Regions from separate parts of the Homo sapiens genome. Here region 1 is linked to region 2. A link is a loop called in an ENCODE intact Hi-C map of the cell type or tissue named here. Cell type or tissue: PC-9. All regions are shown on one strand. Links, peaks and the distances in the headings refer to the core of each region. The heading gives the core; the rest is flanking DNA. Region 1 has its middle 150 kb from the start of NDUFV2. Region 2 has its middle 190 kb from the start of GACAT2.

What was found. Peaks named below come from ENCODE experiments on the same cell type or tissue, not always from the same donor. Only the 100,000 strongest peaks of a DNase experiment are listed, where the experiment ranks them.
Region 1: a loop joins it to region 2, with 6 times the contacts of the local background. A loop is called at or near these places in 7 of 110 quality-filtered maps.

The regions. Positions count from the first base shown.
Region 1 is chr18:8,942,852-8,958,300 of GRCh38, forward strand. No RefSeq gene overlaps it. Among named protein-coding and RNA genes, the nearest start is that of NDUFV2, 150 kb to the right of the region's middle. RefSeq lists an enhancer at 5,766-6,538. In PC-9, for the core only: no CTCF peak of the experiment used is centred there; DNase peaks (open chromatin) are centred at 3,310, 6,050 and 10,530; H3K27ac peaks cover 1,669 bases.
Region 2 is chr18:8,885,331-8,900,779 of GRCh38, forward strand. No RefSeq gene overlaps it. Among named protein-coding and RNA genes, the nearest start is that of GACAT2, 190 kb to the left of the region's middle. In PC-9, for the core only: no CTCF peak of the experiment used is centred there; a DNase peak (open chromatin) is centred at 5,801; H3K27ac peaks cover 1,187 bases.

The DNA of each region.
Region 1 (15,449 bases), core at 2,990-10,989, 58 kb after region 2:
GTTCTGGAGGTGTTTTGTCTCCACTGGGCCTTAGTGCAAGCCAGACCAGGTTGATGTTGCCATGTTGCCAGCAGAGGCCTGGCTGTGTCCTGGGCACACCCTTGAGGGTCCTGCAGGGCCTCCTCCCTCGACGCCTTCACTGCTCCCCACTGAGCTCCATAACACAGCCCGAGGATGGGCCAGTGATGTGGTTTATACAGGGGACGCCTACGCCACAGGGGCTACCGAGGAGATACTCGTACTCTGATGATAATCACAGGGACTCAGATTTCCAATACACTCATCTTTCGGTCAGCCTACATTCCAGACAAGAGCTTCCTTGAGAAATTCCCTGAAGCTAAAAATGATCCTTCCCAGGTCTAAAAATTATAGTTCTCTATTCCCATGTCTGGCACAATTACCTTCCAGAGGGGCGTACGTGCCCAGCAGGCCCCGCGTGTCAGCTAGCTTGAGTCTCACATGCTTAAAGAAAGGGAAGCAGGGCACTGGAATGAGTGGGCCGCACCCTCTCACCACACCAGGGAAAGGGGAAGGCTAACTCACTTGTCAAGGGAACATGTGAAGCTTTTCGTAAGAGTAGGACCACATTATCAACCTTTAAGATTCTTATTTTACAGTTTATCCACAATTTTTTTTTTCTTGAGGTGGAGTTTCACTCTTGTTACCCAGGCTGGAGTGCAATGGCACAAACTCGGCTCACTGCAACCTCCGCCTCCCGGGTTCAACGGATTCTCCTGTCTCAGCCTCCCAAGTAGCTAGGATTACAAGCGCCCACCACCACGCCTGGCTAATTTTTGTATTTTTAGTAGAGACAAAATCTGCACCATGTTGCTTAGTCTGGTCTCAAACTCATGACCTCAAGGGATCTACCCGCCTCGGCCTCTCAAAGTTAATTACAGGCGTGAGCCATGGTGCCCGGCCAATTTTAAGGGTACTGTAAAAGACTCTCGGTCCTTGGTTCAGAGGTTGCAGGACAGAAATTGGTCATTTGCATCCTAGGCACAGATTGCCTTCAGGTGAGTGGGAAGAGGTGGCAGGATAAGGTGTACATTACTAGACAGAGGTCCCAGACTCATTCTTAGCAAGCTGTGTGAACTTGGACAAGTCTGTTAACATCCTTGCTGTATCCTCTTTCCTGTGTATATGAGTGAGAGAGTGAACAGAAAAATGGACAACAGCCAGACCACATATAAAAATAGAACTCTGACCCACAATCTGCAGTGACCAGCTCAGGAAGCCAACCTACTATCTACCAGTCACCCTTAGAGGAAGTCGGATCACTCTGTCTAGCAAACAACCCAAGCTGGACAATCACCCTGTAACAATTGGCCCCAAATGTTCAAGACTTAATACTTAACTGGCAGCTTCCCTACTTTTTGTCCCTGCTTCCAACTTAGGAACAATCAGAGAAAGTAAAATATGCACCCCTAACCAATCGCATGGGATGACCTACTCCTACTGAGCCACTTACAGCTTCCCCGTGATGACAGCTTCCAATCTGAAGCCATCCTTTTACATGTTGCCTAGGCTGCAGTGCAATGCGCAGTCTTGGCTCATTGCAACCTCCGCCTCCCAGCCTCAAGCAATTCTTGTGTCTCAGCCTCCCAAGTAACTGGGATTACAGGCACACTCCATCACACTTAGCTAATTTTTATACTTTTAGGAGAGACAGGGTTTTGCCATGTTGGACAGGCTGGTCTCGAACTCCTGGCCTCAAGTGATCCACCTGTATCAGCCTCCCAAAGTGTTGGAATTATAGGCGGGAACCACTGCGCCTGGCCGAGCCTTCCTTTTTCTACTAGAAAGCTTTTCCACCTCTCTGCCTGCCTTTGAATCTCTGCCTGCCTTTGAATCTCTGCCAAAGTGCAAGTGATGGTGGCCGACTCCCTTGCGAGCTCTGACTAAAGAGCCTTTGCTCATTCTCATTTGGGTGGTCTTCATTCATCTCCACATGAGACAGGGGTAGACTAAATGATTGATCTAGTGTCCTAATGCTTTTGGATTCTACAAGAATTTACATTTGGTCAACAAGTATTTACTGTGAATCTAGTTCAATGCCAGTCACTGTGCTAGAGGCTAGAGGTATTTGGTGAGTTTCCAGCCTAGCGAGGGAGACACTGGTACATTAAATAATTACACAAACGAATGTAAAATTGCAGCTGTGATGAGGCGCCGCGCACCGTGCATGAGTGCCTAAAGCAGTTGGCCTAGTCAGGGAGCACAGAGAGGATATCCTGAGGAAGTGGCACTTAAACTGAGATTTGAAGAGTGTTGAGAGTTTACCAGGTGAAGAAGAGGAAAGAGAAGGAAAATCCAGGCCAAGGTCATGGGGTGTATGAGGGCGTGGAAGAAGATGAGCCCAGATGGGGCACACAGAGCATGGGGGACAATGACAGGTGAAGTCTGAGGGAGAGGAAGGGACCAGGCCACACAGGGTCTCATAGGCACCCTTAAGGAATTTTGTCTCTATCCAGACACTAGCAACAACTGCAACATAATGACACTGTCCTCACAGGTTCACAAGGATTGCACGCTGGGTTCTAGACAGAAATATAATTGTAATTAAGCATTAATCAGGCTGCACTCTGGCCCACTTCCTTGCTGCTGAAAGTCACTCGGCACTAGGTACTGACCACTGGCATCCCCATTGCTCCCACAGACAGGATTGCTGACATTAATGTCCTAAGACTGCCTAGGAATTGATTTGCATCCCCATTGTTCCTATAGACAGGATCACTGACATTAGAATCATAAAGTCTTCGTTTAAGGATTGCTTAAGATGTTTCTCAGAGCCCAAATTCCAGTGAAACAGCTGACACCAACCAGTGTGAAGACCCCACGGAGGAATGGAATCAGCAAGAGAACACAGCTTCTTCCTCTCCTTGTCCCATGACTTCACCCTGCACTCTTCAGCCAATCAATAATCTCCACATTTTGTCCCACTCCAAACCCTTAAAAACCCTAGTCCAAAACTCTTCATGGAGTTGGATTTAAGGTTCCTTCCCATCTCCTTAGTAGGTGGCTCTGTAATTAAACCTCTTCCTCTGCTGCAAACTGATGTCTTGGCATATTGACTTGCTGTGCGCATCAGGCAACAAACCTATTATGGTTACAATAATAGCTCATTATTGAATTATTGAACAACACTTACTGGAAACTATGTATCCTGAATATACAAAGAACTTTTGCAACTCAGAAATAGAAAGACAAAAATCCATTCAAAAATAGGGTGAAAGCCTTGAATAGACATTTCTCCAAAGAAGCTACACAAATGGTCAGCAAGCACATGAGAAGATGCTTATGTTATTACTCACTAGAGAAAGGCACATTAAAACCACAGTGAGATACCACTTCACTACCACAGTGAGATGCCACTAGGATGACTGTAATTTTTTTTAAAGGAAAATAATAAATGTTGGCAAGAATGTAGAGAAATGGAACCCTCATACATTGCTGGGAAGAATGTAAAATGATGCAACCACTGTTAAAAACAGTTTAAGCAGTTTGGCAGTTCCTCAAAAAGTTGAACATGAAGTTACCATAGCACCCAGCAATTCAATTCCTACATATATACTCAAAAAAATTGAAAATGTATGTTCACACGAATATCTGCACATGAATGTTCATAGCCACATTATTCACAATAGCCAAAAATATAAACAACCCAAATAACCATCAACCGATGAATGAATCAACAAACTGTGGTACATCCATACAATGGAATATTATTCAGTTATAAAAAAGAAGGGAGTGCTGATTCATGCTGCAACAGGGATGAACCTTAAAAACATTATGCTAAGTGAAAGAGGCCAGAGAGTGAAGGTCACATAGCGAATGATTCCATTCAAGTGAAATGTCCAAAATAGGCAAACTCGAAGAGATGGAAAATAGATGAGTGGTTGCCAGGGAACAGGCAGAGGGGAAAAGTGACTGCTTACGGTTTCCATGGTTTCCTCTTGCAGTGATAGAAATGATTTGGAATTAGACAATGGTGACGGTTGCACGACATTGTGAATATACTAAAATCCATGGGATTGTACACTTTAAAATGATGCATTTTATGTTATGTGAGTTTTTGTCTCAATAAAAAAATTGCAAAAAAAAGAAAAAAAAAGGAATTAAGAAAGCAAAAACAGGCAGGGCACGATGACTCACACCTGTAATCCCAGCACTTTGGGAGGCTAAGGCGGGAGGATCACTTGAGGCCAGGAGCTCGAGACCAGCCTGGCCAACATGACAAAACCCCATCTGTACTAAAAATACAGAAATTAGCTGACTGTGGTGCTGGGCACCTGTAATCCCAGCTACTTGGGAGGCTAAGGCACAAGAATCCCTTGAACCCAGGAGGCAGAGGTTTCACTGAGCCAAGATTGCACCACTGCACTCCAGCCTGGGCGACAGAGTGAAACTCTGTCTCAAAAAAAAAGAAAGCAAAAACACAAAAAAGCAAAGAAATTTCTCCAACTGCAATCAGAAAAAAAGGCAGAAGGAGGCTGGGCGTGGTGGCTCACACCTGTAATCCCAGCACTTTGGGAGGCCGAGGCGGGCAGATCATGAGGTCAGGAGATCAAGACCATCCTGGCCAACATGGTGAAACCCTGTCTCTATTAAAAATACAAAAAATTAGCCAGGCGTGGTGGCAGGCACCTGTAGTCCCAGCTACTTGGGAGGCTGAAGCAGGAGAATGGCGTGAACCCAGGAGGCAGAGCTTGCTGTGAGCTGAGATTGCGCCACTGCACTCCAGCCTGGGAAGACTCCGTTTCAAAAAAAAAAGGCAGAAGGTGAAGCCAGAGAGATTCATAGCATGAGAAAGACTCAATACACCATCGGTGGTTTGAAGAAGGAAAGGGCAACGTGACAAGGAATGCAGATGGCCTTAAGGAGCTGTGAAAGGCCCTGGCTGACAGCCAGTAAAGAAACAGGGACCTCAGTCCTTCAGCCACAAAGAACCAAATGCTACCAACAACCTGAGTGAGCTTGGCAGAGATTCACCCGCAGAGCCTCGAATGGAATGCTCCCCTGCTGACAGCTTGATTTCAGCTTTGTGAGACTCTAGGCAGAGGACCCAGCTGAGCCCCACTGCACCCACCCTTTGAACCTACAAAACTGTGAGATAACGATGGATATCGTTTTAAACTACTAAATTAGTGGCAATTTGTTAGGGCAGCAATAGAAAACCAATACATTGGTTTCTTAAACACTTAGTTTCTACCAGTGTATTAGTTTTCCATTGCTGCCCTAACAAATTGCCACAAATTGAGTGGCCTACAGAAAGGTGGTTTGGCTGGACGTAGCATCCCTGCATCATTTTATCTAGTGCTGACTGCAGCATGAATATGGATAGGAATGTCGAGCGTAGGAGAAAAGACAAGAAGACAAGGAAGGAGGTGAGGACGGGGCCATGAGGACTGCTTCAATACATGGCCAGACGGAAAGCCACCAATAGGAGGAGGAGCCATGAGGCTCAAGAAGAGGAAGGTAGTGCTGTGTTACGGTCATTGCTTTGATCAATGCTGTCTCAGACAACAGAATACACTCTAGCTAATTTAAATAAAAGACATGTATTTAAAGTCACTAGCAATTCATAGAATTGTTGGGAAAAGCAAGGACACAGAGGCTAGGCTGAGCTTCCAGGAATAAGTGTCAGAGGAGCTGCTGCCTCTGCCATCATCAGGGAGTCATCGATCTGGAAGCTACATCCCTGCTCTTGGCTGGAGAACCTTCCTGCCCTGCTGCGATGCACAGCAGCAAAAAGTGATGCCTCCAGCCCTGCCTCCCTGCCCAGCATCTCAGTTTCAAATGACAGTCCCAGAGAGGGCGCCTGATGGGTGGAATTGAAACCTCAACTGGAAACAGTGGAGAGGGAATATGGAAAATGTCATTTTTAGCTTTCTCTCCACTGCCAGGAAGGTATGCAAAGCAGGAATAGAATGAATGCTGAATGAGTCAGCCCACAGTATCTTCCTCAGAAGGCAAGGAAGGCCAGTGTTTGAAAGAGGGAGTGGTTAGGCTGGCAGTGTCAGATGAGGCTGAAAGAGACAACGAACCTTTCCGGAATTTAGTAATGACAGGACACCTAAACAAAGCTGAACCAATGCATCACAGAAGTGGAGTCCTTGAAGAATGAATATAAAGTGAGAAAACGAAGACAGTGCCTATTATCAAGTGTTTCCAGAAACTTGGCTGTGTAGAGGTGGAAAGAGACAGGGCGGAGCTGCAGGGGTGAGGGGTGTGGAGGGACAACTCAGAGTCAATTTCCCTTCCTCTCCTTTGACTCTGATTGGTTTGGTTTCCAGATGTCTAAAAACCGATGAGAAAGTCCTTTGCGGGGGGAGGGGGTAGATATAAAGATAAAATAGATCATTCAAAGGGGAAAAGGGCTAATCCATACAGTGAGATTTCCGAGAAGGCAGCAGGGGTGGGGCAGGGAGGCCCAGAGCGCAGGTGGAGAGTGAGCCTGGTGTGGAGTTAGCCACTTCTCCCCAGAGGAAGGCAAGGATGTGGAGGGTGAAAGCGGGCTCGCAGACACGGTAGGAGAAAGACAGGCACAGCCATCTGGTAGCTTCTATTTTCTCTGTGAAGTGGGATGCTCAGTCATCGGCTGAGAGGGAGGAGGAGGAGCGGGCAGCTGAGAGCCAGGAGAGGGACAGCGCGATGGGTCCTCTGGAGAGTGAGAGGGCGAGGGGGGCCACAGACACAGCGAGGGGGGAATATCACACCCCCTGAGCATGGCAGGACCTGCGCGCTGGGGTGTGGCTCTCCTGGAGCAGAGAGAAAGTATGCACACACACACACACACACACACACACAGACACAGACACACAGAAACACAGACACACAAACACACATACACACAGAAACACAGACACAGACCCCCACACACGGACACACAGACACACATATATGATACTTCTTGTCTCATCTGGGATGGGGTTTTTGCCAGATGGGTACAACACTAAGAAAAAATGAGCTTGGGAGTTGGTTCTGTGAACACCTAGCTGGTTTGAGAAGAAAACAGAAAGGTGAGGGCTGAGGGAGTGGGAGAAACAGAGGCCGCGGCACCACTCCCAACCAGGTGGCACCAAGAGCCAGCGTGGCAGAGGAGGGGGGAGGTGCGGGAAGCAAACTGCGGGAGAAGAGGTCGCACTGAGAGAGTGCCGCTGCTGACTTAGGGATGTGCAGTCTTTTGAATGATTGCTATTTTCCAGATCCTGTAATAGACTAAATGATACCCCAGAGAAATTCGAATAATAGTGATGACACGTCCACAGGGGGCAGATTTACCAAGAAACCTAAGCTGTAAGGCCTGTCACCTGTAAGCCCTGGGAGGGGCCCTAGCAGTTTTTATGTTTGTTATTTTGCATATATGCACAAGCTTCAGGGACAAAACTTAGGTCCACCCACGGGCCCCTCCCCAGGCCTTGGAAAAGGACATGCACATAAGGAACACCACAGTCAAAGTTTCCTCAGCATCACGCCATCTCCATCCCGTCATGACATCTAACTGCACTGAAAGAAATGAGCATCTAGCTGAGGTTAAGTTTCTGCACATGTGCGTATGTGTATTGCATAGACTTTAAGGTGGCCCCATGACCCCTGTGACTTGCTCCTAACCAACAGAATATGACCAACGTGATGCAGTGTGACTCTCAGGATTATGTAGTTATATAAGACTTGGTCTGTTTGAAAGATTTGAAGAAGCCAGCTACCCTGAGGTCTACATCTTTCCACAGCCTTGGTGAGTTTGGATGGAGACCCTTACCCATGGGAGTCTCGAGATGAGAACGCAGCCCTGGTCAGGACCCTGATTGCAGTTTTGCTGAGGACCCAGCTAGGCTGTGCCCAGACACCTGCCCCACAGAAACATAATAAATGTGTGTTGTTTTAAGCCATTGAGTTTACGGTAATTTGTTATGCAGCATAAAAAAATGGATACAATAAGTAAACATAAGGATAATAGTCCTTGCTTTGCTGGGTTGATGTGAGGATTGTATGGGATATGTGAAGGTGGTGCTATGGTGTGAATGACTGTGTCCCTCCCTCCAAAATGCAGGTGTTGGAACCTAATCCTCAACGTGGTGGTAGGTTTACCACCTGAAGCAGAGAACAGCCCTCACCAGATACTGAACCAGCTGGTGCCTTAACATTGGACTTCCAGCCTCCAGAACTGTGAGATGTAAGTTTCTGTTCTTTATAAATGACCCAGCCTCAGGCATTTTGTTATAGCAGCAGGAACAGACTAAGATAGTGGCCAACACAATTCCAGGTGCCTGGTAATGCTTCCCTTCTGCCCCTTCAGGGACAGAAGTTCTAGAAAGAAGCAATAGGTCTAGTGAGAAGCAACTCATCCCAACTCTATTAGAGTTGACTTAGAGGCCCAGGCCAATTTAGTTGGTGGGACAGTAAGTGTTTTAGAAGTAGACTTGGGTTCAGATCATGGCTCCATTACACCCCAGCTGTATGATTCTGGGGAAGTGTTGTGCTGGACCCCTGTTGATTCCAATAGGGATGGTGCCCTGTCCGAGAGGCTGAAGAAGAGATCCAGAGCTAGTAGACCAGACTGTTGATTGAGGACCCACATACGGGGCAGTCCAGGAACGGGGGGCTAGACATGAGAACTGCTATTGTTTGAAAAAGCATGCAGTTTATATGGCAATTTTCACTTCCCACCCTCCATCTATCAACCTCTGTTTAAACCAAAACAAAGGCTTCAATCCCCTGTACACCTGTGTTCCAAGGAATGGACCAGGGGTTCGGATGTCCCTCATAGATAAGGAGTGAGTCTCTGGGTTGGCCACTCCCAGACACACATTCTTCTTAGACCACAGGGTCATTCTCAGGGTGTGCTTAAGTTACTGCTGTCAGTTGCATCTGCCATACAGGAAGTCACTTAACCACCTTGACTGGTGCAGTCTTCACCTGCAAAGGAAACATGTACTTAACTTCCCAGGGGACAGAGGAAACCAAAGCAGATAAAAATACATAGAAACCATTTTGTGTAGTCGCTGGCATGGAATAAGAGCTCAACAAAGGTCCTTTCCCTTAGTCTCTTGCATTTCAGGACCACAAACTCTCCACCTGGAAGCCCCTGTCCTATCCTGCTGCACCCCTGCACCGCCCTGCTCATCTGCCCTTCTCCACTCTTCTCTGGAAAACCCTCCTGCCTTGGCCCAGCTCCATTCTTTCCAGGGCTCCTTCTTAGAGGATGTGCTTTGGGAAGGAGCTCGTTAGTGCACTCAAACCAAGGGGTTCACAGTCCATGATTTAATATGAGGGGTTCCCTGGGGCACTTGGCTTTTCGCAGGGCTTAAGCTTTCAACCTGAGGATGAATCTTTAATGACAGTACTTCAACACTTGGGACAGAACCCTAGGGGATGGTGATGAGCAGTCGGTCTTCACTATGCACTTTGGACCCTGCACTGAGCCCCATGGCCTACTCTTCCTGGGCTAAGCATTGTGCTGGAGTGGACGGGACCATCAGCCTGAAACCATGAACACACCCAGTCACTGGGCAGAAATGAGAGGTGGCACACACTTCCGACCCAGCTGCTCAGAGGCGAAGTGATATTTCACGCCTGAAATGTTCATCTCATAAAACTCTTAAAATATGCTAATTAATGGTAAACTGGGCAGATACTTTTCTGTTAAAGAACAGATTACAGCACTAAGTGACCCAGGGAGATCACATTCTAAAATGGATGCTCCAGACTAAGGTAACTTGATACGCTGCCCTTTTGACCAGAATTTGCTGGGAAAGAAATAAACCATATCATCATATAGTTTGTGGTATGTGAAGGTGAAGTGCGTTAGTTTCAACAAAACACTGAGGCACAGGCTCTCAAAATGAATTTTTGTATTGCTTCCTAGAGTGAAAAGTTGTTGGATAGATGTAGTTTGTATACTAAAATATTGAAATTTCTGGGGCATTTTGCTGTATTACAGAGACAAGTAAAATAGTAAAAACTGGAATGGTTTCAGAAACACTAGAACATATGGTACCCATCCTAGCAAAATTCATTGCCAACGCAGAAACCAAAAATAATTGGAATTTTTGGTGAGGTGAATTTGGAGACACTGCCAAAAAATGGACTCTTCCCATCTCTATGCCTTCTGCTTGCGGTCTCTGGCCAAATGCTGTCCATGGATGAAAAACAAGGTTTCCCAGGAGGTTGCTAAAGTAGACGGCATCATGCAGTAGGACGGCCTTGCCCTGCTGAGGAGAAATGACAAGGCACATATGGTGCTCATTCCTGCAAACGTCAACTCCTTATTTCAAAACCAAAAAATGAAATAAAATGCTTTTCAAACATTTATGCACAGATCAATCGAGAATGTGGTTCCAAGGATGTGAGTAGGATGCCGTGAAGCGGTTGTCAGAGTGTCCTGCATATCCCCTTGATATCTGGACTTCTTCTAGCTGGTGGTGCAGCCAGGGAACTGACTCACGATCACTGCAGGGCAGCATGCCTTTCAGCTCACACCAGGAAGACTCTGCAGATTGAGTAACTTTCTTCCAAGGGGCTGTTAAACTTTAGATCCTTCGTGACTCACAGAGTGAAGTCTCACAATAACCAAAGTTTAGACAACAAAATATCCTCAAGAGCACTTATGATTTTTACAAAATATGCAGCCTCTTTGCCTTTACCTTTAAGTGGCCATTGGCTGTATTAGTCAGAACAGGCTAGGTTATGCTGCAGAACAAACAGGACCTGGAATCCTTCAACAAAGGTATAATTTTTGCTCATGATATTTCTCCAGCACAGGTGAGCAGGTATTGGGGAGTAGTCTGCTCCACATAGCCACTCAGGAACCCAGGCTAAATGAGGCTTTGTTGTCTGTAATGTGGCCAGTGGCCTAGGCAACAGAAGAGCCTGCACAGACAGCTCACATCTATAGTTCAGACCAACAGGGCCACATATTACTTCTTGTAGTCCATTGGCCAGGACTACTCAAATGACCCCATTTAATGGCAGGGAGGTTTGACATGTAGTCTTTCATGTGCCTGGTGGAGAGAAGCACTAGTAATATCTATTAGATTTTAGTATTTCATCCACTTACTTGAGCCTGTACTAAATTCTAGACCTTGTGGTGGATATAGATGCATATAAAGTACATTAATTGCCCTCAAAATCTGAAGACACTATATCTCAGGATGGAAAAAGTGAGGTTTGAGACTTTGACCACCCATACTCAAGCAATTACATCATTTGGAATATCTCTCTCCCAAAAGATGGAGAATGATTGCCCAGAGGAATGATTGCCCAGAGGAAGACAGACTGGACAATCCCTGACGCGCAAATCCAGAAATTTCATATGACCCCTACCATCAAAGGGCTCAGCAAGCACCCTCTTACTATACCTGCCAGAGCGCAACTACTGTGCCCTGGCAATCAAAGCGGGGTGGGTGATGCAGTGTTCAGAGAAGGATGAGAAAAAGAGGACTATGTGAAAAGCAAGAATATTCTGATTGATGACATATTTTAGGCTCTGAGGCAGGACTGGATCTGCTGTCTGTCAGGCCTCAGAGCCCAAGCTAAGCCATCATATCTCCTGTGACCTGCACATATACATCCAGATGGCCTGAAGTAACTGAAGAATCACAAAAGAAGTGAAAGTGGCCCGTTTCTGCCTTAACTGATGACATTACCTTGTGAAATTCCTTCTCCTGGCTCATCCTGGCTCAAAAGCTCCCCCACTGAGCTTGTGACCCCCATCACTGCCAGCCAGAGAACAACCCCTTTTGACTGTAATTTTCCTTTACCTATCCAAATCCTATAAAACGGCCCCACCCCTATCTCCCTTTGCTGACTCTCTTTTCGGACTCAGCCCGCCTGCACCCAGGTGAAATAAACAGCCTTGTTGCTCACACAAAACCTGTTTGGTGGTCTCTTCACATGGACGCAAGTGAAACTGTCATGATGGTTCCTCTGTTTTTGTAGGGGTTTTTTTTTTTTTCTTTTTTGAGATAGGGTCTGGCTCTGTTGCCCAGGCTGGAGTGATCATAGCTCTAGCCATGGCATGACCATAGCTCACTGCAGCCTCGAACTCTTGGGCTCAAGTGATCTTCCTGACTCAGTCTCCTGGGCAGCTAGGATCACAGGTGTGCACCATCATGCCTGACTAATTGTTTTTACATTTTTAAATTTTTGTTTTGTTTTGAGACAGAGTCTCGCTCTGTCACCCAGGCTGGAGTGCAGTGGCGAGATCTCCTCTCACTGCAAGCTCTGCCTCCCCGGTTCAGGCCATTCTCCCGACTCAGCCTCCCGAGTAGCTAGGACTACAGGCACCCACCACCACGCCTGGCTAATTTTTTTGTATTTTTAGTACAGATGGGGTTTCACCGTGTTAGCCAGGATGGTCTCGATCTCCTGACCTCGTGATGGGCCCGCCTCAGCCTCCCAAAGTGCTGGGATTACAGGTGTGAGCCACTGTGCCCAAATTTTTAAATTTTTATAGAGATGGGGTCTCTTTATGTTACTCAGGCTGGTCTTGAACTCCTGGCCTCAAGTAGACCTCCCATGTTGGCCTCCCAAAGTCCTAGAATTATAAGTGTGAACCATCACTCCTGGCCCATGATGGCTTCTCTGAATGCTGCCTTTTGAACTTTTTATCTTGTCTGAAATTCAACTGATTTGAGATTCATCTTGGTTATTGAGCACCTTTTTTTCAAAACATGCATATTTCCCAGAGGACTCTGAAGCTAATAGCTATTGAATGTGAACCCGTTCAATCAGATACCTTTCCTTTCTAACACCTAACTTTTGGGGATAGGGGTTTTACTGAGGATCAGGTGATGGCAAGGCTACTTGGGGTGCCCGAGTGAAGGGCTTGGGGTACCACTAATAGACTAGGGTCCTAAGGAAATAACATCCAGGGATGGCCAGGAAGCAGCCCTCACCAGATCCCAGATATTCCAACATCTTGATCTTGGGCTTTCCAGGCCACTTTTGGGTTTGCAATTGATGCCTTCTCATTGCATTTTCACAAGTGAAGAGCTGAGAGTGAGCAAGTTCTCATGTCTCTTCTTACAAGGGTGTTAATCTCATTTGTGAGGGCTCCACCTTCATGACCTACTTACCCCCAAATCCTCCTCCTAAGATCATCACGTTGGGGATTAGGATTTCAAGATATGAATTTCCAGAGGACACAAGCATCCAGTTCATAACAGGGCTGGTAAGGGTTACAGTTGGAATTGAGGGTTACTGTTGGAATTGAGGGTTCCATGCTCTTTCCCTAGTGACACCTTCCTTCTGGTCACTGACCTCACCCTCACTCTTGCAGTTGTGGCCTCCAGGTGTCCAGAGCCGACTCAGGACAGGCCTATGAGGACCAGCATTCTCTCTCTGACCTTGTAGTCAAATGGGTCTTGAGAGGCCCAGCTCTGAAATCTCGTTTCTACAGTTGTTACATTTCCTATGGCATCTGAAAGGAAAATAAAATCTCTGGACCCCAAACTCGCTAAGCCAAAGGGAAACATTAAGCTGGGAACTCGGTCAGGCAAACCTGCCTTCCACTTTGTTCCTAAATAGATAGCTACAAGATAAAAGGCTACATTCTTCCCTCACAATTTCCTCACAAGGAAATCTCTTGTGAGCCCCAATATCTTTACCCTAAGACAGTTCTGTTGAATTTCACCCTACAATGTATTAATAAATTAGAAGCTAATCTTCTACAGAAAGAGAACAAAAACCAAGAACTAAAAGCCATCATCCCTCTGTTCAACTGAGAGGAATGCATATCTAACTGCTTCCTCTACTTCCTATGTTTATTTTACCTTATGTAAAAATGGAGATTAACTGAGCACAAGATAAATGCATAATTGACTATTCCTCTCCTCCCTCCTTTCACGTGAAAAAAGTGGCTTCACTGATCAAAAGACTCAAAGGAATGCAACTGTTTGCCTCTTTTATCTACTCTTTCCCTTTCTTTTCCTCCTTCCTCTTTCACCTACTGCCTGCTCTTTTTCCCTTTGAATATTGAAGTACCCAGACCCTCTTTGGGAAAAAATCACGGAGCACAGATGTTTCCTGTGGTTTTCTGTACCTTTTTTTTCTCTCGGGCATGTCTTCAACCTTGGCAAAATAAACCTCTAAAAATGATTGAGACTTGCCTCAGTTATTTTTTTTGGTTTACAGTTAAAAGGCTCACCAAACTCCAAGGAGCTTGCTCACAATGAATCCAGGGAAGAAATTCAACTGCTCATGAAAGCCTGCTCATGTAGTTAATCTCTTAAAGATAGGCAAGGAGTGGTTTTTGTTGTTTGTGTGATCACTCTTCACTGCAGCCTCAACCTCCCAGGCTCAAGTGATCCTCCCACCTCAACCTCCTGAGTAGCTGAGACTGCAGGTGAACACCACCATGCTTGGCTAATTTTTAAATTTTTTGTAGAGAGGGAGTCTTGCTATGTTACCCAGGTTGGTCTCAAACTCCTGGGCTGGAGCAATCCTCCTGTCTCAGCCTCCCAAGGTGCTGGGATTACAGGCATGAGCCTCCACACCTGGCCTGTGAGGAATCTAAAGGTGTTGCTGTAACAGACAGTTCTGGGATACATGACTATAAAACATGTGAGTGTTCTCAACCAACTGTTTGGGGTGAAAAATTTGGAGTCTGACTTAGTGCATATTCAACACCCCCATTTCTGTGCTTGACAAATACTATCTATTTTTCTGCAACAGATTTAGCTTGTTCAAGTCTCCATGTTATCTGCTGAAATTGACTAGGAGTGGGTCATTGCTTCTGCAATGAAATGTCGCCATCCTAGGCTCTGAAATAACACAAAGTATATTATGAGTAGACATCACTTTTTTGGTCACAGTTTGCAGGTAGAACACCTGGATTCCCCTAGGTTTCTTCTAGAACTGGATCTGCCACTGGGTATTAATTGCTGGAGACATCATTTAACCTGTTTGGATTTCTGAAAGATGAATGCAATGAGCTGCAGGATATCTGTTTGCTCAGCACTCTAGGATTCTATGATCTCTAAAGAGTCAGCATAAGAAGACCATTCAGGATAAATGTGAAGTTTTAGACCATTTAAATTCAGAGATACAGTGTCCTGGCCAACTTTCTGCTGCTTGGGTTGACATCTGGCATGCTATTTTCCATTTGGCACCTGTTTGGGTGTGTGATCAAGTATTCTAGACAGAATAATTTCTCAGAGCAGCAGAAAGGCAGTCTTTGGTTTTCCAGTGCCTTGGAAGGCAACAAACACAGGTTCAGGGAGCAAATAAATCATTTAATGTTGTCCTGACCTGTTCTTCAGGAGGACCAGATCATCATGACATGGCCTCCTAAAACATCCTTTCGAGGGCAAAGGAGACAGAAGAAAGTGACCTCCTAGCAACTGCCTGTGCAAAGAAGAGACTCAACAAAAGAAAAGACTTCTCTCATGAAGACCCAAGAGCTTCAGGGTCAGAATGAGGATAAGAATTTGGTACTGCTGACATTT
Region 2 (15,449 bases), core at 2,725-10,724:
ATGTCAAAGTCCAGATGGTTGTAGATGTGTGGTATTATTTTCAAGGGCTCTATTCTGTTCCATTTGTCAATATCTCTATTTTGGTACCAGTACCATGCTGTTTTGGTACCAGTACCATGCTGTTTTGGTTACTGTAGCCTTGTAGTATAGTTTGAAATCAGGTAGCATGATGCCTCCAGCTTTGTTCTTTTGGCTTAGGACTGACTTGGTAATGTGAGCTCTTTTTTGGTTCCATATGAACTTTAAAGTAGTTTTTTCCAATTCTGTGAAGAAAGTCATTGGTAGCTTGATGGGGATGTCATTGAATCTATAAATCACCTTGGGCAGTATGGCCATTTTCACAATATTGATTCTTCCTATCTGTGAGCATGGAATGTTCTTCCATTTGTTTGTGCCCTCTTTTATTTTGTTGAGCAGTAGTTTGTTGTTCTCCTTGAAGAGGTCCTTCACATCCCTTGTAAGTTGGATTCCTAGGTATTTTATTCTCTTTGAAGCAATTGTGAATGGGACTTCACTCATGATTTGACTCTCTGTTTGTCTGTTATTGGTGTACAGGAATGCTTGTGATTTTTGCACATTGATTTTGTATCCTGAGACTTTGCTGAAGTTGCTTATCAGCTTAAGGAGATCTTGGACTGAGATGATGGGGTTTTCTAAATATACAATCATGTCATCTGCAAACAGGGACAATTTGACTTTCTCTTTTCCTAATTGAATACCCTTTCTTTCTTTCTCTTGCCTGATTGCCCTGGCCAGAACTTCCAACACTATGTCGAATAGGAGTGGTGAGAGAGGGCATCCCTGTCTTGTGCCAGTTTTCAAAGGGAGCACTTCCAGTTTTTGCCCATTCAGTATGATATTGGCTGTGGGTTTGTCATAAATAGCTCTCATTATTTTGAGATAAGTCCCATGAATACCTAGTTTATTGAGAGTTTTTAGCCTGAAGAGCTGTTGAAATTTGTCAAAAGCCTTTTCTGCATCTATTGAGATAATCATGTGGTTTTTGTCTTTGGTTCTGTTTATATGATGGATTACGTTTATTGATTTGTGTATGTTGAACCAGCCTTGCATCCCAGGGATGAAGCCAACTTGATCATGGTGGATAAGCTTTATGATGTGCTGCTGGATTCAGTTTGCCAGTATTTTATTGAGGATTTTTGTATCGATGTTCGTCAGGGATATTGGTCTAAAATTCTCTTTTTTTGTTGTGTCTCTGCCAGGCTTTGGTATCAGGATGACGTTGACCTCATAAAAAGAATTAGGGAGGATTCCCTCTTTTCCTGTTGATTGAAATAGTTTCAGAAGGAATGGTACCAGCTCCTCCTTGTATCTCTGGTAGAATTCAGCTTTGAATCCGCCTGGTCTTGGACTTTTTTTGGTTGATAGGCTATTAATTATTGCCTCAATTTTAGAACCTTTTATTGGTCTATTCAGGGATTCAACTTCTTCCTGGTTTAGTCTTGGGAGGGTGTATGTGTCAAGGAATTTATCCATTTCTTCTAGATTTTCTAGTTTATTTGCGTATAGGTGTTTATAGCATTCTCTGATGGTAGTTAGTATTTCTGTGAGATCGGTGGTGATATCCCCTTTATCATTTTTTATTGCATCTATTTGATTCTTCTCTCTTTTCTTCTTTATTAGGCCATTAGCAAGCTAGAGGCCTATCAATTTTGTTGATCTTTTCAAAAAACCAGCTCCTGGATTCATTGATTTTTTGAAGGTTTTTTGTGTCTCTATTTCCTTCAGTTCTGCTCTGATCTTAGTTATTTCTTGCCTTCTGCTAGCTTTTGAATGTGTTTGCTCTTGCTTCTCTAGTTCTTTTAATTGTGATGTTAGGGTGTCAATTTTAGATCTTTCATACTTTCTCTTGTGGGCATTCAGTACTATAAATTTCCATCTACACACTGCTTTAAATGTGCCCCAGAGATTCTGGTATGTTGTGTCTTTGTTCTCATTGGTTTCAAAGAACATCTTTTTTCCTGCCTTCATTTCGTTATGTACCCAGTAGTCATTCAGGAGCAGGTTGTTCAGTTTCCATGTAGTTGAGTGGTTTTGATTGAGTTTCTTAATCCTGAGTTCTAGTTTGATTGCACTGTGGTCTGAGAGGCAGTTTGTTATAACTTCCGTTCTTTTACATTTGCTGAGGAGTGCTTTACTTCCAACTATGTGGTCAATTTTAGAATAAGTGTGATGTGGTGTTGAGAAGAATGTATATTCTGTTGATTTGGGGTGGAGAGTTCTGTAGATGTCTATTAGGTCCACTTGGTGCAGAGCTGAGTTCAATTCCTGGATATCCTTGTTAACTTTCTGTCTCGTTGATCTGTGTAATGTTGACAGTGGGGTGTTAAAGTCTCCCATTATTATTGTGTGAGAGTCTAAGTCACTTTGTCAGTCTCTAAGGACTTGCTTTATGAATCTGGGTGCTCCTGTATTGGGTGCATATATATTTAGGATAGTTAGCTCTTCTTGTTGAATTGATCCCTTTATCATTATGTAATGGCCTTCTTTGTCTCTTTTGATTTTTGTTGGTTTAAAGTCTGTTTTATCAGAGACTAGAATTGCAACCCCTGCCTTTGTTTTCCATTTGGTTGGTAGATCTTCCTCCATCCCTTTATTTTGAGCCTATACGTGTCTCTGCATGTGAGATGGGTCTCCTGAATACAGCACACTGATGGGTCTTGACTCGTTATCCAATTTGCCAGTCTGTGTCTTTTAATTGGAGAATTTAGCCCATTTACATTTAAGGTTAATATTGTTATGTGTGAATTTGATCCTGTCATTATGATGTTAGCTGGTTATTTTGCTTGTTAGTTGCTGCAGTTTCTTCCTAGCATTGATGGTCTTTACAATTTGGCATGTTTTTGCAGTGGCTGGTACCAGTTGTTCCTTTCCATGTTTAGTGATTCCTTCAGGAGCTCTTGTAAGGCAGGCCTAGTGGTGACAAAATCTCTCAGCATTTGTTTGTCTGTAAAGCATTTTATTTCTCCTTCACTTATGAAGCTTAGTTTGGCTGGATATGAAATTCTGGGTTGAAAATTCTTTTCTTTAAGAATGTTGAATATTGGCCCCCACTCTCTTCTGACTCATAGAGTTTCTGCTGAGAGATTCCCTGTTAGTCTGATGGGCTTCCCTTTGTGGGTAACCCGACCTTTCTCTCTGGCTGCCCTTAACATTTTTTCCTTCATTTCAACTTTGGTGAATCTGACAATTATGTGTCTTGGAGTTGCTCTTCTCGAGGAGTATCTTTGTGGCGTTCTCTGTATTTCCTAAATTTGAATGTTGGCCTGCCTTGCTAGGTTGGGGAAGTTCTCCTGGATAATATCCTGAAGAGTGTTTTCCAACTTGGTTCCATTCTCCCTGTCACTTTCAAGTACACCAATCAGACGTAGATTTGGTCTTTTCACATAGTCTCATAATTCTTGGAGGCTTTGTTCATTTCCTTTTACTCTTTTTTCTCTAAACGTCTCTTCTTGCTTCATTTCATTCATTTGATCTTCAATCACTGATACCCTTTCTTCCACTTGATCAAACCGGCTACTGAAGCTTTTGCATGTGTCACGTAGTTCTCGTGCCATGGTTTTCAGCTCCATCAGGTCATTTAAGGACTTCTCTGCGTTGGTTATTCTAGTTAGCCATTCATCTAATCTTTTTTCAATGTTTTTAGCTTCTTTGCAATGGGTTTGAACATCCTCTTTTAGCTTGGAGAAGTTTATTATTACTGATCGTCTGAAGCCTTCTTCTCTCTACCCGTCAAAGTCTTCCTCCATCCAGCTTTGTTCCATTGCTGGCGAGGAGCTGCGTTCCTTTGGAGGAGAAGAGGTGCTCTGATTTTTAGAATTTTCAGCTTTTCTGCTCTGGTTTCTACCCATCTTTGTGATTTTATCTACCTTTGGTCTTTGATGGTGGTGACGTACAGATGGGATTTTGGTGTGGATGTCCTTTCTGTTTGTTAGTTTTCCTTCTAACAGTCAGGACCCTCAGCTGCAGGTCCGTTGGAGTTTACTGGAGGTCCACTCCAGACCCTGTTTGCCTGGGTATCACCAGCGGAGGCAGCAGAACAGTAAATTTTGCAGAACAGCAGATGTTGCCTGATCATTCCTCTGGAAGCTTCATCTCAGAGGTGCACCCGGCTGTATGAGGTGTCAGTCAGCCCCTGCTGGGAGGTGTCTCCCAGTTAGGCTACTCAGGGGTCAGGGACCCACTTGAGGAGGCAGTCTGTCCGTTCTCAGATCTCAAACTCCAAGCAGGGAGAACCACTACTCTCTTCAAAGCTGTCAGATCAGGACATTTTTTTGCTGATGCGTAACTTCTAAAACTCCCCAAGTTAGGCAGTGCAGCTGAGCCAGGATCTGACATTCATGCTCTGTTCTCAGGCAAGCTTACAAAGCTACATTTTTACCAGTGAGAGCCACAAATATGTGGTCTATTCCACAAATGTTCTTTGCCCAGTCTGAAGGAAAAGACTAGTATGAAGATGATAGTTCCTCCCAGGGTTGATGATCAAAGAACCAGATTCTGTCTACACTGGATCTGGTTGCACTGGCTGACTTGAACTCATCTTGTTCAAGAACAGAGTGAGGCCCAGTTAATGCTGCTGGGAGAAACTGAGTAGTTTGTCTCCAGGTCAAGATGTACAGGAGGTGGTCATTGAGGAAAACAAGTGCCCAACTCATCCAAAAGCTGACCATTGAGAAGACCAAACACCTAAACTGCTTCTGTGGAATTTGAGGATTTGGCCAGGCTATTTCCAATGCAGTGAAAAATTTCCATTTGATTCTGAATAACTGCTTGTAAAACACAAATAAATGCAGCACAGTTTTATAAGTTTTCTTCAATTCTGGCAATAAAGTAAGTGAATTCATTGGAACAATCCCTATGCTAACCTGCTAACCAGCTGACAAACCAGATCAATAGGATACTGTCTACTCCTCTGACAGCTACATTTGTGTCTTACCACCTCTAATTGGTATTTGATTTTAAATCTATTTCCAAAAAAAGTTTTTTAGAAGTTTAAGAAATTTACTATTAATATTAATTTGAAATAATAAATTATAAAATTATAATAATGTGGTATAAACATTTAAAAATGCAATTGAACACATTATAAAGTTGAGAAATAGATCCATATACATACGGAAATTTAGTATAGGCTAAGGTTAGCATTTCAATCAGTAGAAGAAAAATAGTTTATTCAACAAATGGTTAGGGGACAATTATCAAGAAAACAATTTGCAGCCCGGGCAACATAGGGAGACCCCATCTCTACAAAAAAAATTTTTTTTAATTAGCCAGGCATGGTGGCACATGCCTATAGTTCCAGCTACTCAGGAGGCAGAGATGGGAGGATTGCTCGAGCCCAGGAGCTCAATGCTACAGTCAACTATGATAACACCACTGTATTCCAGCCTGTGCAACAGAGCAAGACCCTGTCTCAAAAAAAAAAAGAAAGAAAGAAAGAAAGAAAAAAAGAAAACGATTTGAATCTATAATCACACTTTTATGTTGGAAAAAAATTGAATCATTCAGGTACTAGAGGAAATCATGGGGTAATTTGTTTTTATAATAATCTTAGAAAAGGAAGTGCTTTCTATGTATGAAACAAAATCCAGAATCTGTATCCTGAGTAATAAAGAATTTATTGGGCTTTGTCCCTGGTTCCTGGTTCCTGTGAGTTAATCTCTAACTTCTTGGAATTTCCTGGGTGATAGGAATGTCTTTGTTATTCATGGTATGCCCTCATAGTTTATTCTAATAAGGTGACTCATAGGAGGCTCTTCGACAGTTTCTAAGAGATGACTCGAGACAGAGGCTGGCCACTGAGAGAGAGACCAATTATGTCATTAGAGGGTTGGAATTTGAGCCAAGTGATATCAGCCTGATCTCCAGGGAGGGAAGAGGGGTGACTGGAGACTGAGTTCAGAGGGTGACTAGTGTTTCAATCAATCATGCACACATAATGAAACCCAAAAAAACTCTGAACTTGAAGCTCAAGTGTGTATCCTAGTTGACAGTACTCTGCATATTGTACACACCGATGTGCTCGGAGGATGATGCATCCCATCTCTGCAGGGAGAGGACACCAGAAACTTCCCATCTAGGACCCTCCCAGACCTCTACCTATCTGTCTCTTCTTTTGATTGGTTCTTATTCGTAATCTTTTTGTGATAATAAAACTGTAATTTTTTAAATCATATAGCTCTTCCCTGAATTCTGTTAGTCATTCTAGTGAATTATCAAACTTGAGAGGATCGTGGGAACCCCGAACTTGTAACCAGTTGGTCAGGAGTGAAGGTGGCCTGGGGACCCCTGAACTTGCAGCTGATGCCTGAAGTGAGCCTCATTTCAGACATCAGCTGCAAGCAAGTTCAGGGGTCCCGAGGTCCCCAGGAAGTTTATCCTCACTCTGGGTGCTTATTGTCAGAGGCCATTGCACTGTTTTAAAAAGGACTGATAAAGTTGATAATATTAAACTCAAAATTTTCTACACAGCCTCCTCAGAAGTAATGTAAAAAGACCAGTACAAACTGGGGGAAATGTTTGCAACTCATATCACTGAAAATGACTAATTTTTCTAACAAATAAAGAACATCAGTACTTTGGGAGGCCAAGGCAGGAGGATCACTTGAGCCGAGGAGTTCAAAACTAACGTGGGCAACATTGTGAGACCTCATCCCTACAAAGAATTGTTTTAAAATTGGCCAGGCATAATGGCGTGCACCTGTAGTTCTAGCTACTCAGGAGGCTGAGATGGGAGGATTGCTTGAGCCAGGGAGGTCAAGGCTGCAGTGAGCTATGATCACCTCACTGCACTCCAGGCTGGGTGACAGAGCAAGACCCTGTTTCAAAATAAAAATAAAAGAAAAAAAAAAAAGAACATCTACAATACAAAAAGATGAAAAGCCCAGTGGAAAAAGAAGCTTAATCAAAAAATGAGATATAAATGTCTTTTAAACTTACAAAAAGATGTTCAACATCACCACAATGAGAAAACTGCAAAATGATACTTCCTGACATGCAAAATTTTTACCAGATTAGTAAAAATCAAAAAGTTCAATAACAAACTGTGTGTGGAAGATGTAGGAAGTAGGCACTCTCATTCTTTCTGGTGTAAGTATAAGTCTGTATGTCCTCCAGGAAGGGCAATTTGGCAATAACTATCAAAATATTACTGCAAGCCAGATGCAGTGGTTCATGCCTGCAATCCCAGCACTTTGGGAGGCGGAGGTGGGCGGATCACCAGAGTCAGGAGTTCGAGACCAACCTGTCTAACATAATGAAACCTCGTCTCTACTAAAAATACAAAAATATATATATATATATATGACCAAGCGTGGTTGCGGGCGCCTGTAATCCCAGCTGCTTGGGAGGCTGAGGCAGGAGAATCGCTTGAACCTGGTAGGCAGAGGTTGCTGTGAGCTGAGATTGCACCACTGCACTCCAGCCAGGGCAACAGAATGAGATTCTGTCTCAAAAAATAAAAAATTAAAAAAAATTTTTTTAAACCCAAAATATTACTGCAGATGTCCTTATACGCAGTGGTGTTAGTTTTAGAAACTGATTCTACGGGTATGCTTGCTCGTGTGTAAAATTATTCATATACAAATTATTTATGACAGTATTGTTTCTAGTAGTAAAATATCGGAAATATTCTAAATGTTCATCAGTAGGAGAATGGTCAAATAGTTATGCTACAACCATATAATAAAAATAATTCATATATCCATAACAATAAATGAAGAGGGAAGCTTTTATGTACTTCGTGAAAAATATAGTAAGTGAAAAAGAGGGGTCCAGCAAAGTGGGCATTGTATGCTACTAGTTTGTAAAAATTAAAAATTAAAAAAAAATAGCAGAGGCATATTAGTCTGCTAGGGCTGCCATAACAAATATTACAGACTGGGTGGCTTAAACAACAGAAATTTTCTCTCAACTCTGAAAGCTAGAAATCCAAGATCAGGGTGTCAGCAAGTTTGGTTTTTCCTGGAGCCCCTTGTCTTGGCTTGCAGACGGCCATCTTCTCTTTGTATCTTCATGTGGTTTTCCCTCTGCATGTGTTTGTCTTCATCTCCTCCTCTTATAAGGACACCATATTGGCCTAGGGCCCACCCAAATGACTTCACTTTACCTTAAGTATCTCTTTAAAGGCCCTATCTCCAAATGCAGGACATACTGGGGATTACGGCTTCAGCATAAGAATTTGGGGAATACAAATTCAGTCCATAACAGGGGGCAATAAGGAAGATAGATATACAGATCTATGTCTATATATGCACAAAATATCTCAGATATACACAAGAAACCATTAACATCATTTGACTTCAAGGTGGGGCCCTGTGTGGCTGGAGGAGAGGAGGGAAGGGGGACGTTTCATTATATGCCTTTTTGAAGTGTCTGAATTTTGGATCATTGTTTATATTTTAAAATATACAAATTTAAAAGTGTTTAAATGAAGAGGTTGGATTGGAGTCCAGGACTTCAGACCATATATGGCATCTAGTAGGAAGACTCTTTATGTGCTGATGAAATAACAAGTCCTCACACTCTTCCAGGATAATAATTGCCTGCCTGGCACTTATGTAATGGAGATAAAGCTACTGGAAGCCAATACTATCACAAGATGAATGCTTGCTATTTTAAAAATAAGCACCTGAGCATTTATCTACTTTCACAATCCAATTTTCTGTGACAGCAGCATTTTTCCATCATTAACTTCAATGTGTAGGATAATGCATTTGTAGCTGACAACTATTTTACAAATAGTAAAGAATGTAGCATAATAATGTATGTTCACTCGGGCTAAGACATGAGTAACTGAACATTTTTATAAGTTAGCTATAGCTGAAATAATATGTCCTTTATTGCCACAAGAAGGGGGAATAATAGCTGTGCCTTAATAATCTCAGTGTTAAGAATAAATTTCCCAACACCTCTTAGAAAGGTGAAAGAAGTATAGACAACAGGACTAGAAATACTACATATTTTGAGGAATAGTAATAATAGCTAGTGGTGCAGTTGTTTTGTGCTATATATTTTCAAAGTGCTTTTCACTTGCTCATTTATTCCAACTATTATTTTAAGATAAATTTTAACTCATATTTTATAGATGAAAAAAAATGTGGGGCAGTATAGCAGAAAAATGGTCAGCATTGATTCTGTGTTCATGGAATTCAAAGACTGCGTGGTATGTGTTATATCTAGAGATATTGCCAATTGAGAGAAATTGGATCATTCTTAAATTGGCTGATGGGTCCTCCTAAGTAGCAAGAAAATGTGATTCAGGGTTCAAACCTGAAGTTAAAAAACATGCAAGAGAGGACAAGAACTCCTACACAGTACATGTTTATTTATTTTTTGAGTAATAATTGCAGTGTATTGAGAGTTTTTATCTCACTTTATCTTTACCATGGGAAATACACAGCAAAATTCTCACTTTTACAAATTCTCAAAGAAGCATGATATTAATAATACAATGTATTTAATAATATGAAGACTGTGTTACTTTCTGCCTATGCTATTGAATACTTCAATACATATCTGCAGATGACCCTAAAAACCCACAAAGCCCAAAACTGAAGTCTGTGATAGAATTCCAGTGACAGATAGTAACTGAACATGAAAGCGTTCTTCTTTCCACTCCAAAATTAGCAATTCAGCCATCATCTTGTAGAGCTGAATGGGACAGCCACTCTCCAAGGTTCTGAGGACCTGACAGGGTCCCGGTCTACCCTCCTCATCACAGTATAACGAATGTATTTGCAGACTGAGAACATTCACTCCCTGATATGGTTTGGATTTGTCTCCCCACCCAAATCTCATGTTGAAATGTAATCCCCAGTGTTGGAGGAGGGGCCTGGTGGGAGGTGACTGGATCATGGAGGTACATTTCCCCCTTGCTGGTCTTGTAATAGCAAGTAAGTTCTCAGAAGATCTGGTTGTTTAAAATTGTATAGCACCTCCCCCCTTTTCTCTCTTCCTCCTCCAGCCATGTAAGATGCACCTACTTCACCTTTGCCTTCCGCCATGATTGTAAGTTTCCTGAGGCCTCTCCAGCCATGCTTCCTATGCAGCCTGCAGAACCATGAGCCAATTAAACCTTTCTTTATAAATTATCCAGTTTCAGGTATTTATTTATAGCAGTGCAAGGACAGACTAATACACTCCCTCACTTTGGTTCCAAGTTAAAGATCTGTTTGCAATTATACCATCAGGAATTCACTTGAGTTGCCCATGGACTAGACAGAGATGAGGAGACTGTTCAGGGAATACTTAAACTAATCAAAGCAACTTTACTAACAGGCTTAGCTGAGATACAAGCTCTGAAATATTTGGTGATGGATTCAAAGAATGAGGAGGCCAGGTTCAGTGGCTCACTCCTGTAATCCCAGCAGTTTGGGAGGCCAAGACAGGCAGATCATGAGGTCAAGAGATTGACATCATCCTGGCCAACATGGTGAAACCCCGTCTGTACTAAAAATACAAAAATTAGCTGGGCATGGTGGTGCACACCTGTAGTCCCAGCTACTCGGAAGGCTGAGGCAGGAGAATCACTTGAACCCTGGAGGCGGAGGTTGCAGTGAACTGAGATTGCACCACTGCACTCCAGCCTGGCAACACATCAAGACTCAGTCTCAAAAAAAAAAAAAAATGAAGAATACTATTTTCAAGTTTAATTACATATAGCTACCCTACAAAGATGACCTCCAGGGAACCACACTTTCTGATATTCATGCCTTGGAGAGTCCTCTCCCACACTGAATCCCAGCTGGCCTGTGACTCACATCAACCAAGAGAATGTGGTAGAAATCTTACCATGCCAATTCCAGGCCCAACCTTAAGAGGCTTGGCAGCATCTGCTTCTCATTTCTTGGATCACATGCCTTTAGGAGCTTTTAACTACCATGTGAAAAGTCATATGGAGAAGTCCCAAGACTGGAGGGAGAGAGAGTGGGAGAGAAAGAGAGACAGGGAGGGAGAAGAGGCCCGGTGGAGCTCCAGCTGTTCCCTCCAAGGCTGCATGTGGGTTAATCCTCTTGGACCTCTTCAGCCCAAGCAAGCCCCTGGCCTCACATGAAACAGAAGAACCACACAGCTGAGCTCAGTCAGAATCATGAGAGATAATAAGACATTGTTTGCTTTAGACCACTGAGTTGTGAGGTGGTTTGTTACCCAGAAATAGACAACTGAGACACAGATCCAGACCAATTTCATCAGAAATGTACTAGGCATGTCTGTCTTGTTGCCCACTAGCATCACAAATTCCGCTTGCCCACATTGGAAATAATCATTTCCCCCATGCCCTCTCCACTCCTGTGGTCCTCATAACAATGACTGTACCACCATCCACAGAGTTGCCCAGTGGCCCCCTGGAGGAAAAGGGAGAAACTCATTAAGTTTAAAGCTGAGATGACTGGGATAATCCATCCCCAGGCCTAGCAATGATGGCTTTCTGGAAAAAAAACTTGTTAAATAAATGAATGAACAGATGTCATTCCACAAATTGTCCTGTACTCTCATATTTCTATTTCTCATGCTGCCTCCTTTACTCCCAACACTATCCCACTCATAATTAATTAGCTTAACTCCTTACCTATAAGACCAAGCTAGGGCTGGGTGTGGTGGCTCAAACCTGTAATCCCAGCACTTTGGGAGGCTGAAGTGGAAAGATTGCTTCAGGCCAGGAGTTTAAGATCAGTCCAGGCAGCACAGTGAAACCCCCATCTCTACACACACACAAAAAAATCTTTTTTTTAATTAGCTGGGCACGGTGGCATACACCTTTCTCAGCTACTGGAGAGGCTGAGGTGGGATTATCACTGTGCCAGGAGTTTGAGGTTACAGTGAGTTATGATGGCAACGCTGCACTGCAGCCTGGGTGACAGAGCGAGAGCCTGTCTCAAGAAAAGAAAAAGTCAGAGTTAGAAGTTCCCTTTTCCTGGTGTCTCCCTGCTCACCACCCCACGTCTCCTCTGTGTTCCCAGAACAGCCATGCATACTGAGAGGGCTATGGCATGGTGAATAGCACATACACACAAATGGCACAGCAGCTTCTGCTGCATGCCACGGGATAGCCGTGTCTTAGATGTGTCTCCTGATGTTTCTATCATCACTCACCACTTTGCTTTACACCACTGAAGAAGCTCAGCCGTGAGGGATTTCACTCAAATAAAAAGAATGAGCAGGTACTGCCTAGAACAGTCCTTGATCTGTTTTGAACCAGAAAGTCAAGGCTGACTTTCTGGAGCCTGTCGTGAGACAGCAATCAAGTAATTCAGACTTTGGGATATAAAAAGGGTTTTTTAAACTACTCTTACAGGCTGACTTGAACTAGACAGTTTGGGGTCCAGATAGTCTTACTGACTTTTGGGGGCGCCTCACAGATTGCTGAGGAGCCTGCCATGGGGCTCATGCATAAGGGTGAGCTGACTAGGAGCAAGGCAGTCCCCACCACTAGGGTCAGATGGAGGTCAGGGCTGAGGCTGGGAAGACCTGCAGCTCCCCAAGAGCTGAGGTGGGGTAGAGTCAGACAGGTGAGTTATAAAAGCCCCAGACTCTGTGCTGAGAAACCAGATCCCAAATTATTATAGATCAGCTTCAGATATATCAGTGCCCAGGGCCTGCACGGCTACCAAAAGAATCACGTGGGGGCCAGGTGCGATGACTCACACCTGTAATCCCAGCACTTTGGTAAGCCAAGGCAGGAAGATTGCTTGAGTCCAGGAGTTCAAGAACAGCCTGAGCAGCATATCAAGACCTTGTCTCTACAAAAAATACTAAGAAATTAGCCAGATGTGGTGGCGTGCACCTATATAGTCCCAGCTACTTAGGAGGCTGAGGCAAGGGAATTGCTTGAGTCCTGAAATTCAAGGCTGCAGTCAGCAATGATTGCACCACTGCATACCAACCTGGGTGACAGAGCAGACCCTGTCTCAAAACAACAACAAAAACAACAACAACAACACACAAAAAAAATCAGGTGAGGCCACCCATATAAGAGCAGAGACCACAGACCATCACTTCAGTACCAGGGTCAGTTGGAGCCAAAAGAGAAAAACATGTCAGGAGGAAGTGTAAGTTCTTCCTTAAACTCAGATGCATCTTTGGAAGGAGGAGAAAGATGGAGGAAAGAGGCTAGGTAGGGAGTTGCATTTCAAATTGACTGTTTTAAACTGCAAAAGGCTGGAAGAAGTAGAGATACATTTAAAGGACACATTTAAGTTTGTCCCATCAGCAAGAATCTCACCCAGATCCAGATGAGCTCTGACAGAAATAATAGAGGTGTGTTGGTGTTGCACATCTAAGTGTGCTGCATAAATTTCAACTCCCACTACAATCATTCAGGCTGGGTGACCTTGATCAGGCCATTAATCCCCCCAGGTTGCCGCTTCCCCATCCATAAAGTGAGGATATTAGTACCTACATCAGAGCCACGTGGTGAGGACTCAATGACATAAGATCTCCCAAGAACAGTGCTGGAAGTAGAGTCAGCCCTAAATGTGGCAGGAGTGCCCATTCCGTCTATGATAATTCCACGCAATTTGTATCACTGACTGTCTTCACTATCTTGCGGTCTAGGCATCGCGTTCACTAGATTGTGAGCAACTCAAAGACAGACTATTGTTTTGGTTTTGTGTCTTTGGCGCTGAGCATAGGGTTCGGCGTGTGGTAGGTGCTCATATATGTTTGTTGACTCAATTTCTCTTGACAGGTAAAGATGAGACAGGCTCAAGGCTGGGAGGCCTCCAGAAGGAAGGCTGGCAGCATAGAGAACAAGACTCTCAGAAACTTGAATTGGCCCTGCCACCGGGGGAGCCCTCTCCCTCCCCAGGAGGACCCATCCATCATGCAGGAGTTGACATGGAGCCCTGGGTTTGATGCTTTGGGCCTTACTGGTCAAGGCAGGCCTTGGCCACTGCGGTTCACAAAGGCTGTCAGATGCTAATGACATGAAGATGCTGGCCATCTGCCACTGGAACCTGAACAGCTGCTTGGCAGGGAGAGGCGTGCCATTTCTCCACCAAGAGTCTGAAGAGGAAGCCTCAGGTCTAAGAAATCATGAGCAAAAGCCAGGCAGGAAGGAGTGATGAGGAATTTGCTTGATTGATGGGAATAACTGATCTACTGCATATTTACTCCACGCCAAGCAGTGTGCCCAGACTTTCTGTGTCACCTCATCAAATTTCCAAAACTACTCTCCAGAGAAGATTCAGGATTATGAATCCCAATTTACAAGTGAGAAAATGTCAAGTAATTTTCCCAGGGACACAGAGCTAGCGAGAGATGCAATGGAGACTTGGACCTAGGCAGTCTGACCCCACACTGGGGCAGACCAGAACATGCCACCCCAAAGTATGAAGGATTGCTGAGCTGAAGGCAGTTAGGAAGAAGCAGTTACAGGAAAGCTTCCTGCTCTCCCTCTATTTGCCTAAAATCAAAACATAGATTTACAAAGACAAAAGGTGTACTGGCCACCAACCACTTCTACTGCAGAGAACAAAATTTAACCACTGAAGACAATTTTGGACTCTTATTGGCCTGGAGATGATATATGAAGAATGCTTTACTAACCAACCTTTGGCTGCCATTTATTTGTCTTCTTCCAAGCTCCTACCCCTAGAAAATCAAAGTCTTTTTCCTTGCCTGTAACTTCTCTAAAAGTTTACTGTTCTTATGTTGGTTAAAGTTAAATGGGTATTACTTAGTTTTTACATAAATTGAACATTGAAATAAAAGCACAACAGGGTTATCATAAAACACTAATCTGCTCTTTCACAGAAAATTGTAAAGGGTTATAAAAGGTTTGTGAGAATCTTGCCTTATGGTCAAACTGATTAAAATTAGACAGATTTGTGGAACAGACAAAACAGCATGTGGAGACTCACACTGTGGACTTTTGCTGCAAGAATCACTGCAGGAACATACTAGGAAAACTGAAAGAATTCACAGATCCTTTGAAATAAATAGCTCACTGCTGCAAATTCTGAAAGACACATAAAAAACTGTGAGTCCTCAAAGCATGAGAGGGGGAAAACCTGCCTCTGAACACACATCCCCACTGGGGAATCCGAAAATCCAGATTACAGGAGAAAGATTTAACCTTACCTAGAGCTGAAGCAGATTTAGTGTGAAACATAAATGTAGAAGCAGTCGCAGGAGGAGCCTTCTAGGCACTCCCACTCTCCAGCTCTAGCCCAGGGAAGCCATCCCTGACTCTATGTCATAGGGGCCCTTGGGGAAGGCAGCCAGCAGAATCTGGGAGGGGTCACAGGATGAAAAAAGCTCCCAACTGAACTTTGTAATAATTTTGACCAGGGCAAACTTGCTTGAGCACAATCCGGGGGGTGAATGGGAACCACTACAGAAAGGAGCGCAGGAACCACAGCTGACAGTATGGGTAGACAGGGAGGAAAGAACCCTGAAAGCAATGCTTGCTTTCTCAGCAGGGAAGCTTA